Linked DNA regions of Mus musculus: region 2 is linked to region 1. A link is a loop called in an ENCODE intact Hi-C map of the cell type or tissue named here. Cell type or tissue: heart. All regions are shown on one strand.

Region 1 (4,000 bases):
CTGGGTGGGGCAAGCTCTAGGGAACAGAACAGAAAAGGTTCCTTTTTGGTAGTGCCTAACAAAGGGCACACGGTATGAGAAAAGATTGTTAAATGCATATTATTTGTCCTTATTACTATTGAGAAATATTTTACACTTTTTAATCATTTAAGATAAGACTATTTTTACCTCTATGAATTACTTACTCCCTTTTATGCCCAGAAAGGTTACAGCGGAAAGCACTCCTCCCCATTTTACAGAAAAGGGAATGTGACCAACAAGAACAACAAAATGGAGGACTAAGGTTTGGGCCCTGGCCTTGGTCCTTTAAATCAACTCTGACCCACATGGGACCCCATGTCTCAAAATGTGATTCCCACTTGTTAAAAACCAGACTCTTTATACTTCAGTCCTGATCCCTACCTCAGACCATTATGCTCACACTCAAAACCAACTTTAATTCTTACTGTACTGCCCAGTCAGGTCCTGAATATAACTAGAAACCCTCAGTCTGGTCCCCAACAGAGACCTGAGCCTCTGGGATCTCAATTTAAAACCACAGAAAAGAATCAAATCCCAACTGAAAATCTGGAGGTAACTCCCAGTTCTGCTATTCCCCCAATTCAGACCTGATTCTGACTCTGCAGGTCTCAACGTGTGGGTCGTGACCCCTTTAGGCTTGAACAACCCTTTCATAGGGATCGCCTAAGACCATCGGAAAACACAGGTATTTACATAATGACTCATAACAGTAGCAACATTGCAGTTATGAGGTAGCAATGAAATTAATTTTATGGTTGGAGGTCACCACAACATGAGTAACTGTATTAAAGGGTCAAAGCACAAGGAAGGTTAAGAACCCACTGCAACCACTGCGGCCTCCACCCCAAGTTCCCAATCCCCCACACCTGAATTCCGAGTCGGCTCCAGACCCGAATCTCTACCCGATTCCAATCGTGACTCCACTCTAGACTCGGAACCACTGTAGACCCACACATACACACACCCAACTCGGATCCAAGAGCTAGATCACAACTCGGTTCAAAACTCCGAATAAGCAGCCTTCCCCAGCCTCAGTTCCACGATACCCTTCCCCCACCATGCGCGAACATTCCGAACGGAGCCCCTCACTCTCAGCATTAAAACAGCTACCACATAACAACACGTACTCCACTCACTACCTTGGTGCTGGCCACACCGGGCTACAAAGCTCAGGGGTCTCCAGACCCGATTCGGTTTCAGCTCCAGTGCGTTCTGACTCGGCCCGGGGTTTAGAATCCGAAGGCCTGAGCCGGTGTCCTAGGCCACTCACCTTGGGACTCGACCGACCTCGGGGCTCAAAGGGCCTCAAGACCACCCCTGCTTCTGTAAGCCTGGGCCACAAAGATGGGGACGTGGACGCAAAATACGAGAACTGAGCCACGGCCGTGAAACGAGGACCGGCCGTGAAACGAGGACCGAGCCGTAACTGCAAAACGAATACGGAGCCACTGCGGCAAAACGAAGATGGAGCCCAGCCGCGAAAGCGCGGCACGAATCACCTCTGCTTCTGGCCGTGAGTGCTTGCCGCGAGGAGGGGGAGGCTATGATGAGCGCGGCCACGCGGACTTGCGACTTGTGCCGTGCTGACTCAGAGAAGAAACCCGCGCTGAGAAAAAAACCATACCTAGGAGAACCATGCCGAGAAAAAGAAGCGCTGGGAACCAAGCTGAACAGAAAAGCTCTCCAAGTAGAATCACACAGAGGGAAAAGAAGCGTGTTGAAGAAAAACTGAGAGAACCCAGCAGGCTAAAAAAAAATGCTGAGAAGCCAAGTGGATCGCGCCAAGGCAGCCGACCGCGCTGGAGTGATCCGTGCTGAAACGATCCACACGGAAGTGACCCAATTGCTGAGGCAGATCGGACCATATCGCCGACCACCATGACGAAACAAGATAAGACCTCACCATGGAGGTCTAGGCTCAGGACAAACACTGAGGAGGATCGCGTTGAGCAAAGCACACTGAGGATGGCTAGTCGGGACTGAGGTGTAGTGCTCAAGTGATCCGAGCAGAGGCAGCTCCAAAAGAACTGTGGACAAATATGCTGAGGCTGGTGGCTGGCTGATATGACCTCACCGTGAAAAACCATGCAGAGGACGATCACACGGATGAAAACCACGCTGCTGAGACGAGCCACGCTGGGAAGGACCATGCAGAGAAAAGCACACTAAGGTGTACTAGACCGTAACCACGCCGAGGAGAAGCCCACCGAAGTAATCCAAAATGAGGCCGACCACACCGGGCCTGACTGGACCAAAATGCACCATCATAGACCACGCGGAGGGGCGCCGCAAGGAAAGCTGCGCAGACGTGCTGAGGCAACTGTTCCTCCTAGCGACAACGGCTAGGCCACCTACCAAGACCTTGGTGACGTGGCAGCCACGACACTGTTGATTGGACAGATGCTGAATAATGACTAGGGAGCTCTTCCTCATGATAGGCTGGATACAGATAGCTCTGTGCTGACTATTTTTATTGGCCAAGAGGAAACAGCCTGATGTCTCCAGCATTTGGATTGGGTGAGCTTGTACAGGATTGTACGACCTAGCCTGCTGGGTCCACCACCCCTTAAGGCCTACCTTCCTCATCCCTTCCTAGCTGAACCTGGGGTTCTTAACTCTGAATAAGTGTGAGACCAACCTCAATGCAGTACAGGGCAGATACCTGAGGCAGCCAATGTACCTAAACGGTTTCATGGCCAAAGATGAGTATGCCCCTGGCTCTGGCCTGACCTTGGGATGCAAAAAAGCAATCCACCCTCTCAGCTGTCCCATGGAATCCTACTGTGCAGGCCAGGGTGTGGTCATCTAAAGCACACAAGGAGGCCACCCTGCTTGTTTTTTTTTTTTTAATCACCAAGTAAGGAAAGTCTTGGGGCTATCTTACTTATGAAAAGGAGGGGGCCCTGGGTCTGCCCATGTTATAAAACTAGGTAATGATAGTCCTGAGGTTAGACCCCAGCCACTCGACCCATCCTCCAGATTCTCTTGGTTCCTGGCCCTGTCACTGGAGTGTTCAGGATCGTTTCCACTCTGTCCACTTACTTATCCATGCATTTATTTGACTAACACTGTCTACGCACCACCCTGTATCTAGCATTGACCTAAAGCCTGGAGAAACTTGACAAAATGCCAGATTTGGGGGACAATCCACTTGCCCAGGATTCATAAGCAAGCCTGGGGCGAGGGGGGGGAATGCAGATTTCTGTGCAAACTATAGTTTTAGCATGTGGAACTCTGGGTATATTCTCCAAACCACCCCTACCCAGAATTGACTTCAAACAGGATTTAGGGGAAGGGGAGGGAGAGCCAGTCCTGTGAACAGGCCAGGGTGTGGTCATCTAAAGCACGCAAGGAAGCCATACATCTTAACTGCTTTTGCTGAAAATATATGTCTACAAAAACAGCCAGGAAGCTCTCTTGCCAAAGATGACTGAGTATATGTGGGGGAAGGAGGGGAAGGCACGGTTTTTAGGTTTGGGTTTTTTTTCTTTTTCTTTTTCTTTTCTGTTCTTTTTCTCTTTTTTTCTCCTGTTGTTATTTAGCTGGAGAAAAGAGAAACTGGTGTCATCCTCTAGCAACAGACAGTTCCTTTTTACCCTCAGAAGCTACTCCTAGCTTGGTACCCCACCTCCTACCAGGCCACACATCTGCTTTGCCAATTCCTTTTGGGCCCGTCTGGAACATGCTGCATTTGATTCAAAGGGCCAGTCCTACCCTCCTACCTGATGGGTGGTTTTCTTTTCTGCCTATCCCAGAGCAGATGTGCAGTTAATGGGGTCCCTCAAGAACCTGTCACCATCTTTAAATTCATCATATTAGCTTTGAGCTTGCATCTTGGAAGTGAAGCCTGGGATCTTTTGCCACAAATGGCCCCTTCCACTTCCCCAGCATAAGTGACTAGGCACCTGCTTCCTGCCATTGCCAGCCTTCCAATTGACCTCTAAGAGGGGCATCAGGGCCACATGGTAAACGTGGTTAT
Region 2 (4,000 bases), 190 kb before region 1:
GTTTTCCCCCTGAGGCACCAAGGCTGCATGCCTCTTTCCCTGTGTTCGGATCCTGTTTTCAGCCCACTCTCCCACAGCACTGGCTGCGGCAGTCTGCCCAGGCTTTAGATGGTCCTTATGTATGAATGATTATTATTAATCCTTTGCCTGTGGTGGTGAAAACGGCCTTGTCTCCTATCTCCTACTTCCCCTGCGGCAACTTTCTGCTTTATCTGCCGCTTCCGGATTTCACAGCACAGTTGGAAATGTTTTCCTTAGTGACAGTTTCTTGAGGCAGGTGCTCTTCCCCCACATCCTCATCAGACCTAGGTCCTTGCATACACCAGGCACACACTCTACCTCTGGTTATAGCAATGGCCCCTCACCTTTGTTCTTTCTGCACAGCTTTCACCAAAGCCTTTGATCCACCTGTTCTCGTATCCTTCCATCACTGCGATAAACACCAGGACCAAGAGCAGCTTGGGTGAGGAAAGGGTTTATTTCAGCTTACCAATTACAGCCCATCTTCAAAGGGGGGCCAGAGAAGGACCTCAACCAGGAACCTGGAGGCAGGCCTGCTCAATATTCTACATAGCACCAACTCCCATCAAAGAACTCATTCACAACCAAGGAAGTTGAGCAGAAAACCCAGAGGAGCGCTGCTTGCTTGTTTGTTTGTTCTCAGGCTCATGCCCAGCTACCTTTCTTATATAGCTTAGGCCCACCTGCCCAGGAAACAGACACGGCCCACAGTGGGCTGTGTCTTCCCACATCAACTAAGACAATCAAGACAATCTTCCTCAGACACACCCACAGTCTAATCCAATTTAGGCAGTCCTCCTACTGATTCCCTTCTCAGATGACCCTAGGCTGTGTCAAGTTGACAACTGAAGCTAACAGGACGGTATCTGAAAGTTATTCTTGTGAGTGGTGTGAGAGGTGGGTGTGGCGGATCACAGGAGAATGGGATTTTGGAATTGTCCTGGGATGCAGGTGCCCTTCCATCCCACACAAAGGCCAGTGTAGCAAGAGCCAGCTGCACAAACCTTCTGACTATCCTCACACCACCACGGGACATAAAGCTCCTTCTGTGTCACTCTGGAGAGGTACAAACTTAAAGGGAGTGTAAACATGTAAACGCTCAGGCAGCCCCGCGGGCGGTGTCTACCTGTAAAACCCGCAATCTAGCACTTGCCTTTGACCCCACTCTTAGTGAGCACCACTCTTGGTCTGTTCCCATCTCCTCCATCCCGCTGTCTTATGGGCTGCGATTAACTACTGGGAAGAGATTTTCGCATTCTCCGCCGCCAACAGAGGCTTCTGGACACCCAAGGGTGCTCAGTGTCCGCTGGGCTAACACTTCCTCATTCTGTGCCGGAAAGTGTCCATGCGTGGCCTGGGATGCCCTTTTCTGCCTCCCGCTCCCTCTCTAGGGTAGGTTCAGATAGCGAGAAAAAGGGTGCTTGTGATTCGTGGTGGTGGTATCTGCTGGTCCCAGGTTGGAGGACCCTAGAGCCAAGCAGGCGGGCGGTCCTCGGGGTGCGGGGAAGCACGTGCGCCCAGCAGGTGCGCCCAGCCCGGAACGCGGAGATAGCCTGACTTGGCTTGGCGGAGCAGGTAACCCGCTGGCTGAGCAAGGCCGCAGGTAGGCGCGCGGTGGCGCCCAGGGGCGGGGCGTCCTGGGGGCGGGACATGCCATCCCCGGGGACCAACCCCGCCCCCGCCCCCAGGCGGAGCAGACAGCGGCCCCCCGTGGCTGGGCTGGCAGCAGTGGCTACCCGCGCTGCGCCCTGCGCTCTGCGCTGCCTTCACCTCAGCTCCGAGGAGCAGCGGGGTCAGGGGTCCTGTCTGGCCATGGACACGGCCTCGTCCCCGCCCAGTGCTGAAAGGAAGCGCGCGGGTTGGAGCCGCCTGCTAGGCGCCCGGCGGGGCAGCGCGGTGGTCAAGAAGTGTCCCTTCTCACTGGAGCTGGCCGAAGGTGGCCCTGAGGGCAGCACGGTCTATGCGCCCATCGCGCCAACCGGAGCCCCCGGGCTCGCGCCCCCCATGTCGACCCCAGTGTCGCCCGCCCCGGCCCCTGCAGACCTCGGCCCACGTCCGCGGGTGAGCCTTGACCCGCGGGTCTCCATCTACAGTGCGCGCCGCCCGCTGCTGGCGCGCACCCACATCCAGGGCCGAGTCTACAACTTCCTCGAGCGCCCCACGGGTTGGAAGTGTTTCGTGTACCACTTCACCGTGTGAGTAACCTCCCTGCACGCACGACTCTTAGGGCTGGTGCCACTATGACCCTAGGGGAGGCAAGGAAGGGCTAATCACAGAAAGCAGAAACCAGACTGAGAGTCGGTCCCTTAAACTCAGGGACTCTGCTGTGGCTTGTGGAGGGGGACACTTGCAGTACACCAACCTAGGAGATCCCCCAGGGCATTCACTTGGGATAGAGGGACAGCGCTTAGATGTTAGTCTCTACAGGAGGAGTAAGCAAGCTGGAAGCCGACCTTTTGGTGTGGGTCAGTTGTGACAAGAGAGACTCAGGAGCCTCCAGGAGTGACTGGTGTCTGTGTGCAAGCCCATCCAGGCCTTGGCTGGTGTCTGTGTCTTAGGCACTCAGAGCAACAGGATAGATTAGCAGGTGCACTGGTGTTGCCCAAGATGTCCACAGGGAGTGCCCACAGCTTCAATAACCCAGGCTGATGAAAGCAGGCTTGATGCCCTGAGCGAGCCCAGTAGACATTGTCCGAGAACAGCACCTGCTTTAGGGAACAGGAGAGGGAGCTGAGCTGCACCTGGCCCTCACTGCTACCAGGTGGCTCTTATTCTCACAGGCTGCCTGAGAGGGGCAGGGCACTTCATTTTTCAAGGGCAGGGTCACAGAAAGTCATCTCCAGGAATGGGCTGGCTGCCCTCCTTGCTGCCTCCCCTGGCCACCTCGAGGCAGCACTTCCTGGCTGCCTAGTTTCTTGGTGCCCTGCCAGCCTCTGGCTCAGGATTCTACTCAACCGACCCCGCAGCTAATTGCTTTAGATGTTCCACTAGGTGACCTCCTTGTGGCTAGTCTTGCCACCTGGGCAGGGGAGGACCTCCACTGGTTGTCCAGAGGTCTGTTTATGCCTCTGAGGCACAGCAAGAACCAGGCTCACAAAAGTGAATTCGGATGGCTGTTTGCCTTGCAAAGGGAGACGATTGCCCAGGGTATCCAGGGCAAGTCTCTGGACACCCTGTCCCCACTGGCATTCTTGGTATGTCCTTAAGGCCACCCAACCCCCTGCCTTACCTCCCAAAGTGCCAGGACCCCTGAGGCTTCATTGCTGGTCTTTCGAGGATGGAGGCACTGCATGTGTTTGCAGCAGGAGTGGGCTTTTCTCAGGGCATAAAGACCCCAAAGGGCCTTAACCTTAACCACTGTAGGAATGTCTAGCAAACATGGCTTGCTGCTTTCTATAACTTGCCTGCTGGATCCTAAGATCCCTGAGATGAAAGGTGCTGGAGAAGCCGCTACTCTGTTACCTTTTTGTGCAGGAGCCCCATTTGCCAAGGTGGGCAGCCTTCAGACACTTGCATGGAATCCTCCTGGGGATGCAGGTCATTAGAATGAGCGTTGTTAAGTTCCTGACTCTGGTGGCCTGGACCTGGTGGAGGAAGAGGGCTTGTCCTGCCCCAGAGGAAGTCTGTGCTTACACTGTGCTTTCTTCCTGAATTGGATTGTTCAGCCCTCGGGAAGTTTGCTCAGCAGAGCTTGCCTTTGCCCAGCCTCCTCAGGAGCCAGGAGCCAGGAGCCAGGAGCCAGGAGCCACTGAGCCCTGGTGGCTTCTAGATTGGTGGTCTAAGATCTTCTTTGTCAAGGAGAGGGAGAGAGATGCTAGCTCCTGAGTGGTGGTCGGTGAATCTTGCCCAGCCCTGGCTGCCCATGGAGTTTAGTTACAAAGAGGGAGGGGTAAGTAAGCTGGGAGGACCCTGCTGGGTACAGCATGTGGTTTGCTCAGACACTAGGGGGAGGGATCTCATCTCCATCACCTTCAGGAGG

Evidence for each region. Hi-C counts contacts between places; a loop is a spot of excess contacts. Peaks named below come from ENCODE experiments on the same cell type or tissue, not always from the same donor. Only the 100,000 strongest peaks of a DNase experiment are listed, where the experiment ranks them.
Region 2: a loop joins it to region 1, with 2.5 times the contacts of the local background. A loop is called at or near these places in 1 of 42 quality-filtered maps.

Annotation. Positions count from the first base shown.
Region 1 is chr7:143,294,198-143,298,197 of GRCm38, forward strand. All of the region lies in intron 11 of Kcnq1 (potassium voltage-gated channel, subfamily Q, member 1), which reads left to right. Kcnq1ot1 (KCNQ1 overlapping transcript 1) reads right to left here and starts at 2,350. Exons shown (of 1, transcript NR_001461.5): 1 at 1-2,350. In heart, a CTCF peak has its summit at 2,337; DNase peaks (open chromatin) are centred at 1,381 and 2,494; H3K4me3 peaks cover 2,723 bases; H3K27ac peaks cover 2,838 bases.
Region 2 is chr7:143,105,526-143,109,525 of GRCm38, forward strand. It overlaps Kcnq1 (potassium voltage-gated channel, subfamily Q, member 1), which reads left to right and starts at 1,729. Exons shown (of 16, transcript NM_008434.2): 1 at 1,729-2,216. The coding sequence starts at 1,834. In heart, CTCF peaks have their summits at 1,744 and 2,882; DNase peaks (open chromatin) are centred at 1,856, 2,926, 3,666 and 3,936; H3K4me3 peaks cover 2,571 bases; H3K27ac peaks cover 2,692 bases; H3K27me3 peaks cover 3,107 bases.